Regions from separate parts of the Homo sapiens genome. Here region 2 is linked to region 1. The links are chromatin contacts, found by Hi-C or POLR2A ChIA-PET in ENCODE. All regions are on one chromosome and are shown on one strand. Each heading gives the region's core, a stretch centred on a gene start or an enhancer-like site at or near the end of the contact. The rest is flanking DNA. Distances are from core to core; before and after follow the strand shown.

What was found. Hi-C counts contacts between places; a loop is a spot of excess contacts on that map. ChIA-PET counts read pairs that join two places held with the same protein, here RNA polymerase II (POLR2A). Pooled maps may share reads with other maps.
Region 2: a map of PC-9 shows a loop between it and region 1 (13-fold over the local background). The contact joins two enhancer-like sites. A Hi-C loop is called at or near these places in 4 of 168 maps with a recorded cell type or tissue (HCT116, MCF 10A, PC-3 and 1 more) and 3 of 50 pooled maps. POLR2A ChIA-PET finds 5 or more read pairs at or near these places in 1 of 52 experiments (HEK293).

What each region holds. Positions count from the first base shown.
Region 1 is chr15:71,293,397-71,297,338 of GRCh38, forward strand. The region is part of intron 6 of THSD4 (thrombospondin type 1 domain containing 4); the gene reads left to right. It overlaps LOC124903520 (a long non-coding RNA gene), which reads right to left. Exons shown (of 2, transcript XR_007064700.1): 1 at 1,763-3,942; 2 at 1-1,523. Among named protein-coding and RNA genes, the nearest start is that of THSD4-AS1, 110 kb to the left of the region's middle. RefSeq lists an enhancer at 1,465-2,664 and a silencer at 1,914-2,208. Within about 2 kb of position 1,740, at least 17 of the 41 ENCODE cell types and tissues checked have a DNase peak (open chromatin) inside an H3K27ac peak, as active enhancers do; they include HCT116, PC-3 and PC-9, where a contact is called at or near this core.
Region 2 is chr15:71,745,894-71,749,835 of GRCh38, forward strand. THSD4 (thrombospondin type 1 domain containing 4) reads left to right here. Exons shown (of 18, transcript NM_024817.3): 13 at 945-1,149; 14 at 2,528-2,701. Among named protein-coding and RNA genes, the nearest start is that of THSD4-AS2, 56 kb to the left of the region's middle. Within about 2 kb of position 1,783, at least 9 of the 41 ENCODE cell types and tissues checked have a DNase peak (open chromatin) inside an H3K27ac peak, as active enhancers do; they include HCT116, PC-3 and PC-9, where a contact is called at or near this core.

The DNA.
Region 1 (3,942 bases), core at 490-2,989:
ATGGTGCCTGTTTCCTGGGTCTGCAGCCCCTTCTCAGTTTCTCTGAAGAGTAAACCTCTCCCCTGCTTGGGGAGGAGCATGGGGGTTACGTAGTAGCCTGGCTGCATAACATGGGCTTAGTAGCTCAGTTTTCCATCATGAACCAGAGCCTCATCTTTCATGGTTCCTGTGCCTCCGAGGGCTGGGCTACTGGGGTGTCTGTCAGTCCAGATGGCTTTGTTCTCAAGTTTCCTCCACAGTGGATATGAATGTTTGCAACTTACACTCAATTACAACGCTTTCCTCTACTTTTCTCCAAGTTTGCTGAAATCTTTATTTGTGGATATCTCCTCTCTTTTTGCTTTGTCCTCATAGGTTAAAACGTTTTAAAATTCCCTAACAGTAGGAAATTTAGTAGGGTTTTGGAAGGGAGAGGAGGTGTAAGATGGTCACTCTTCCATGTTTAACTGGAAGTGGAAAGTCTAGGCTTTTGCTTCAGGCCTGGGAGGTGCACATGAAACAGTCCCTCCCAGTGGCTGCCTGGGGGGTCCCTGAAGGGTGTGAGACCACCGTGAATCCTGGGGCAGGGCACTTGCAGTACATGTGCTATGTGTTTGCTAGTATTGTTTTAGATGTTTGATCTCCTAGCCTTTGCTTTTCTTTGTATTTTTCCTGCTTTAGTCCATTTCCCTTCTAGCTCCTTCTGTTCTCATTTATCTTCTGCTGCTGCTTGGAGTTACATTTTCAGCAAGTCTGTAACACCTCTCTGAACCAAAGGCTCTCAAGTTCATCTTTCTTTCTCCAAGCCTACGCCTGTGCTGCTGTCATGAGTGGCGAGCTTCTGTTTCTTCTGTCTTCTTGTCAGTCCCAAGTGCCCTTTTACAGAGAATGCCTGTTTTTCACTGTCTAGCTCAGTTACCAGGAGTCCCTGTGAATGACACCCACAGGTCCCTCAAAGAAGTCAGATTTCTCTTGGACCTGATAAAGCAAACAAAATGTGACCCAAGCAGGCTGAGTTGGACGGGTCCCTTCTTACCTTCGCCCTCTGCCATGTTGACATTCTTATCTGATGGCACAGGCTGGGAGTTCAGGATCCACTTAGATGGGGTCCGTTCAGGGGATACCAGCGTTCACATTTTTCCTTTTAAGAAAGGGTCTTGGCCTGAATGTTCCCCATCCGGACACAGGCTGCATGTCTCTGTGAGTGTCAAAGCTGCCATGACCATCTCGGTAACCTACTCTTACTCCACAATGTCTATATTCACTGCAGGGCTCTATGATTAGTCCATAATGTAAATGCCTGGCCCAAGACGTATGGCCTGAGTTTATCCAAGGCCCAAACGATTACCAAACATTCCTCTTAGATAGAAGACAGATTTCTTTCCCTTGGCAAAGATCTTCTACTAAGATATGTTACAGGATGTTTTACATTCTCTTGGTCTTATAATAACACCACGCCCAATCCAGTATTTGATGCGTCGGTGGTCACTCGGAAGGTTGTTATTTTAAAAATACTTATTGTTCTCAGTCTGCAGTTCTCACAGCTGTAAAAAAAAAAAAAAAAAATACAGTCTTGTTTCCACCTTTCCAGAGTTTTATGGCACCTGGGAACTGGGATCAAGCTGGGACTGGGTCCAAGATTGGGGTGGGTGAGTGGCGCTTGCGTCAGGGAATGTGAGTGCCCTGCAGGCTGGAAGGGATGCTCTGGTTGTAGCCTTAAGATAAACAGATTGGGCTGGACATCTGTGGTTTCAGATTAGGCAGGAAGGAAATCATCTCCTACCTGGATTACTCAATATCTTCCTTACTGGTCCTGCAGTGATCCTGGGAGGGTGATATGATCGGCTTTGTTTACAGATGGATGAACCAGATGAGTCCCTAGGAAGTGAAGTGACTGGCCCAGGATCACGATGAACTCTCAAGGCCAAGTTTGAACCCAGGCCTTCTGACTCCAAGCCTGTAGTCCTTTCACTGGCCTACAGCTGCTTCCTGAGCCCCTTTCCTGGTTCAGTCAGGCAAAACAAACCAGCTTCCTGCGAGTTAAGGGGGAAAAGGGTTTAATGGGGACTGACTCATTGAGATTGGCAGTCCCCTTTGGTTAATTTCATCAGGTCATCTCCTAGCGTTCCATTTCCTTTTGTGGAGACACAGATCAGAGGCAATCTGGCTCTGTATGAACTCACTTTGTGACTCTGGGTGAATCATTTCCCTCTCTGGGTTTCAGGTTCCTCATTGCACAGTAAGTATATTGGAATTCAGTGGTTCTCAAATCTGCTGGAACGTCAGAATCACCTGGGGACATTTTCTTTAAAAAAAAAAAGCCAGCTCTATTGAGTCACATTTTACAATCAATGAGTTTTAGTAAGTTTACCAAGTTGTGCAACTATCAGCATAAATCAGTATTAGAACATTTTTATCATGTCAGTAATATCCCCATCCACTCCCACTCCCTGCCCTAGGCAACAAGTAAGCTATGTACTTTCTGCCCCTGTAGATTTACCTTTTCTGGATGTTTCACATAAATAGAATCATGCACTGTGTGGTCTCTTGCATCTGGCTTCTGTTACTTAATATAACATACTTGAGGTTCATTAATACTGTAGCATGTATTGATAGCCTATTCCTTTCTATTGCTCAATAATATGGCAATTGTATGATATGTCACATGTTATTTATCTACTTATCAGTTGATGGATATTTGATCCAGTTGATGAGTCATGAATGATGCTGCTTAGAACATTCATGGACACATTTTTGTGAGGGCGTATGTTTTCATTTCTCTTGCGTATATACCTAGAAGTGGAATTACTGGGTCAAATGGTAACTCTTATGTGTAACTTTTCAGGAAATAGCCAAACTGTTTCCCAAAGTGTCTGTACCATTTTACATTCCCATCAACAATAGATAAGGGTTACCCTCTGGAGAGCTTTTTAAAAATTGTCATTTCTGTGCCCTACCCACCTGAGGTCTGGCATGGGGCCCAGGAATCTGCATTTTATGAGCTCCCCAGGTAATTCAGATACATCTGGTTCGTGGATATGTGTTTCGGCCCACTAAGACCGGATGACCTCTGAAGCCTCCCTAAGGCCTGTTGTCTCTATTAGTCTGTGCCTCTCGGGCAAGACGCACCTTCCTGCCAAGTCTCTCTGGGTGTTTGTCTTTGGATCAGAGAATCAGTACGCAGAGCAGGGCTGAGGGAGTTGGCCAAGCAGCGTGCATAACTCTGCGCAGCACCTGTCCTGCATTATCCTCCACACTGGCCAAGGCTTTGTGTCCCTGGCTTCATGGACATAAAATTTTATCACAGGTTTTTATGTGTTATCACATTGTAAAAGTGCCATAAAATCAAGGGTCCAGTTTTCAGTGCATCTGAAAACGTCGTATTCCTTTAAGTTATAATCTTGGTTGCAGTCATTTTGGTAACTTGTTGAGAAGCCTCATCCCGACCCTGCCATTTATTAGCTATAACTAGATTTTTAATTGCTCCGAGCCTCTGTTTTCTCATCTGCAAAATGAGATTAATAACATCGACATCATGAAGTCTCTTGAAAGGATTAAATGAGATAACCTGTGAAATGCTACTGTAATGGACCTCAGTGCTCTTTTCTTTCTTTTGGCTGTTTCTGCCCCATCCCTGCTTCCATTATTATACATCTTTTCATGAGCTTATTGCCCATTTATATGTCTTCTATTGTTTTTAATGAGGTGAAATTCACATAGCATAATATTAACCCATTTCCTTCACATCCTTGTTATTTATTTTTTTTTAATTATATCCATCCTAGTAGTGGGTGTGAAGTGGTATTCATTGTGGTTCTGATTTGCATTTCTTGAATGGCTAATGATGTTGAGCTTCTTTTCATGTTTTTGTGTGCTTATTGGCCATTCATATATCTTATTTGCAGAAAAATATTTATTCAAGTCCTTTGCTCTCCTCTTCTTTTTTTTGTTTGTTTGTTTGTT
Region 2 (3,942 bases), core at 533-3,032, 450 kb after region 1:
CTCAGCCTCCCAAAGTGCTGGGATTACGGGCGTGAGCCACTGCGCCTGGCCTTGAACTGGTTATTGAATGATAAATGGGACACTTGAAGAAGAACAAGGGGAAAGGGCCCTAAAAGGGTCAAAACCTAATTTGCAGAGTAATAAAAATATAATTCTCATCCAAGTATATGGTGAGCATGGGCTGATGTCTCATTTAACTAATAACAGAGCAGATGACAGAGGAGGGTTTGCAAAACTGATACGGGAATTGTTAATGAAAAATAATGCTAGAATAAGATTCCTAAGTTAGTAGCAAAAATGAGTTAATGATCTACAGTGTAATAAAACTAACCTTTGGAGGTTTTTTTTTTAATTAGATAAAAATCATTTGTACGTTTTCAGTTTTCTATAACTTTTCATAGAATCTGGGCCCTAATCACTGGTAAATAGCATGTCAAGTGTCAGGCAAATTTATCTGCCTTTACAGAGTCAGATGACCCTTAGGCAGACTTTTTCTTTTTCTTTTTCTTTTCTTTTTTTGAGACAGGGTCCTACTCCATTGCCCAGGCTGGAGTGCAGTGGCACAATCATGGCTCACTGCAGCCTCAATCTCCCAGGCTCAAGCCATCCCCTGACCTCAGCCTCCCGAGTAGCTGGGACTACAGGCACACACCACCACACCCAGCTAACTTTGGTATTTTTTGTAGAGACGGGGTTTTGCCATGTTGCCCAGGCTGGTCTCGAACTCCTGGGCTCAAGCCATCCTCCCACCTCAGCTTCCCAAAGTGCTGGGATTACAGGCGTGCGCCACTGTGCCCAGCCTAGGCTGACTTTCAAGCAATGCTCTAGTAAGAAACTCTACCCATAGTGATTCTGATGATTCTGTGTACGCTGCTGCGGGCTCACGCTGACTTCCTGTTGACTGAAGGTTGTCTCTCACTCTCGCTCTCTCATTCCTGAACCAGCTGGGACATCGGGGAGTGGTCTGAGTGCAGCAAGACCTGTGGCCTGGGCATGCAGCACCGCCAGGTTCTGTGCCGCCAGGTGTACGCCAACCGCAGCCTGACGGTGCAGCCCTACCGCTGCCAGCACCTGGAGAAACCTGAGACCACCAGCACCTGCCAACTCAAGATCTGCAGCGAGTGGCAGATCCGGACCGACTGGACCTCGGTACGCAGGCAGGGCAGCCCGCTCTGCAGCTCCCTCTCCAGCTCCCACCACACTTTCCAGCCTCCCCCACCAAGACCTGAGATGGGTAACCCTGAGTTCCACAGGAGGGAACCCGTCCCGTGGGGGTCTGGACGGCTGTTTTTGCAAACCACAGGATGTACCAATAGTTCAATAGAGTTCAGGGTAGTGTGTGCCACCCACAGCCAACTTTATGAGTGAGCCCAGGGGGAGCCCTCTGATACTGGCCTCATCTGCTTTGTGAGTCATGGTGAAGTGAAGGTTGGCAACTGCTGGTAGAGCCAACTCCTTCCAATTTTCCCTACCCATTTTATAGCTGAAAAGACTGAGGCCTGGAAGAATAGAGTAGTGTCAGTCAAAATTAAGGCTGTTAAGGCAGAAATAATTTGATAAAAGATTTATTGGAAGCCAATGTAAGGATCAGCCCAAGAAGACACACGAACAACGTTGGACATGTTCCAAAGTCTGTTACAAGTTGAAAGGCTTTTAGAAGAAAGTTTAGGAGAGGAGACGGGGACCCCTTGAATCGGAGTTGTCTTTTTCATTGGAGGGTACAGCACAGAGGTTGCAATCACTGGCTACAGATGACGACATACAGGCTAAAATGTTTTAAGTGCAAGACAGTCAATAAAACTTCATGAGTCAGAAATAAATCAGCAAAACTTTATGACTCAGAAACAAACCAAACAAACCAGTGTCCTCTTCAATGTCCACAGGTTACGTATTAATCAGTATGTCAACAGTTTGAAGAATTCACAATAAGATTTGAGGAACTGACAATAATATTCTTTACTCTAAACAGGATGTAAGCCATGAATCCTAAGACCTTCTTCCCAGGCAACTTAGAACATAGTTTATTCTTCAAGGGCAGAGGTGCATGACTTAACCCCTTGCCTGCCATGGCGTTGGGTCCTGTTTATAATTTGGTATCTTATTGCCACAGAGAGTCCATTCTGTCAGTCTTATGATTTCTCCCTTAACATCAGTGCTGGTCGGTTGTGTCTAGACTGCAAAACGGAGGTGGTATGACAGGGTGTGTCCAACCTTCCATCCTGTCATGGCCAGGAAATCCATTTTTAAGGTTTCTCTGGGGGTCTCCTTGGCCAAGAGGAGGCCCATTCAGTCAGCTGGGAGGCTTAGGATTTTATTTTTAGTTTACAGTAGGCGAGGCATCTAAGAAGGTCTTGTAGAAAAGGGTTGTGGAGTTTTCTAGGGCTCAGATCCCTGCCCCAGCTGGTGACATGCATGACAGAGCCTCAGTCTCATGGGGCTGATCACAAAGGCTGCGGGCTCCATACTGGCAATTCTCTCCCAGAGCTGAAGCTGCTGGTTCCCCTGACGTCAGTGTGCTGTGTTTCAGTGCTCGGTGCCCTGCGGCGTGGGACAGAGGACCCGTGATGTGAAGTGTGTGAGCAACATTGGGGATGTGGTTGACGATGAGGAATGCAACATGAAGCTCCGGCCGAATGACATTGAGAACTGCGACATGGGACCCTGTGCCAAGAGCTGGTTCCTCACCGAGTGGAGCGAAAGGGTGAGTGTGATGGCGGGCAGAGCGCCGGGGACCGAGGTCTGCCAGGTGCCTCCAAAACCACACAAAGATGAGTCACTAGCTCAGAATCCCAAGACTGATTTCTGGCTCTGGGGGGAAAAAAAAGGCCCAGAGAGGAATTATCGTAGGCTTTCTATCCTTATGTGAGGACTGAGGGTCTCCAAAGGTGAGGAGGGTGTATGCAAAACTTGATTGAATTCTCCTTAGCACTCCATGTGGTCACTCCATAATACTAGGTGAAGTGAATCATTACATCCCATCGTTCATATGTCTTGTAAGTGCCTGGTGTCTCATAGACACTCAGCAATGGCAGGCCCCTCTACTGCTTTTTGCCAACTCAAAACATCCCACACCCCGTTCCCTCCCCAGTAGCCTGGCCTCCCATGGGAAGTCTCAGGTGTCAAAGAATAACTCAAAGGCATATATAGTCAACCATTAGCCCACCAGTTACCTGGATATAAGGGAAAACAGTCATATATTAAATTCATCCATCAAAGGCAAAAGGAGGATTTATATGAAAAGGGGTTTCTGCAGATGGAGTGATGTTGGTTACACAACAGCATGAATGCACCTAATGCCCTGGAGGTGTGGGCTTAAAAGTGGTTACGATGGTCAATTTCATGCTATGTGTATTCTACCACAATCAAAAATGAAGTTTGAGAAAAGACACTAAACAAATTGTAGAACATACCTTGGGACAGGGAGAAGAAAAGAGGAAGGAGATAAGGAATTGTGCTTCCTTTCCTGGTGGGATCGGCGCATTGGCGGGCATGGGATGGCCAGTCAGAGGGTTTGCCCAGGGCAGCTGCACAGCTGTGAGAGGCACCAAGTCCAGATTCTGGATTCTCTAGGAGATCTAGGGAGTTTACCTGGGATGAGGACATGATTGGCTATCTCTGACCTTGGTTAGCGGCCTACCTCTCGGATACACTAGTTCTGCCCCACTTCCCTTGCTAGAATCCCGTGCGTACACGTTACCTGTGAACCGCATTAAAGTGTAGGTCTGAGGCAGCAGGTGTGGGGAGGAGCCAGGGATTCTACATTTATTTTCTTTCTTTTTTTTAATATTTTTATATTTTTAAATTTTTATTTATTTATTTATTTATTTATTTATTTATTTATTTTGAGACCGGGTCTCATTCTATTGCCCGGGCTGGAGTGCAGTGGTGCAATCTCAGCTCACTGCAGCCTCGACCTGCTGGGATCAAGCAATCCTCCTGCCT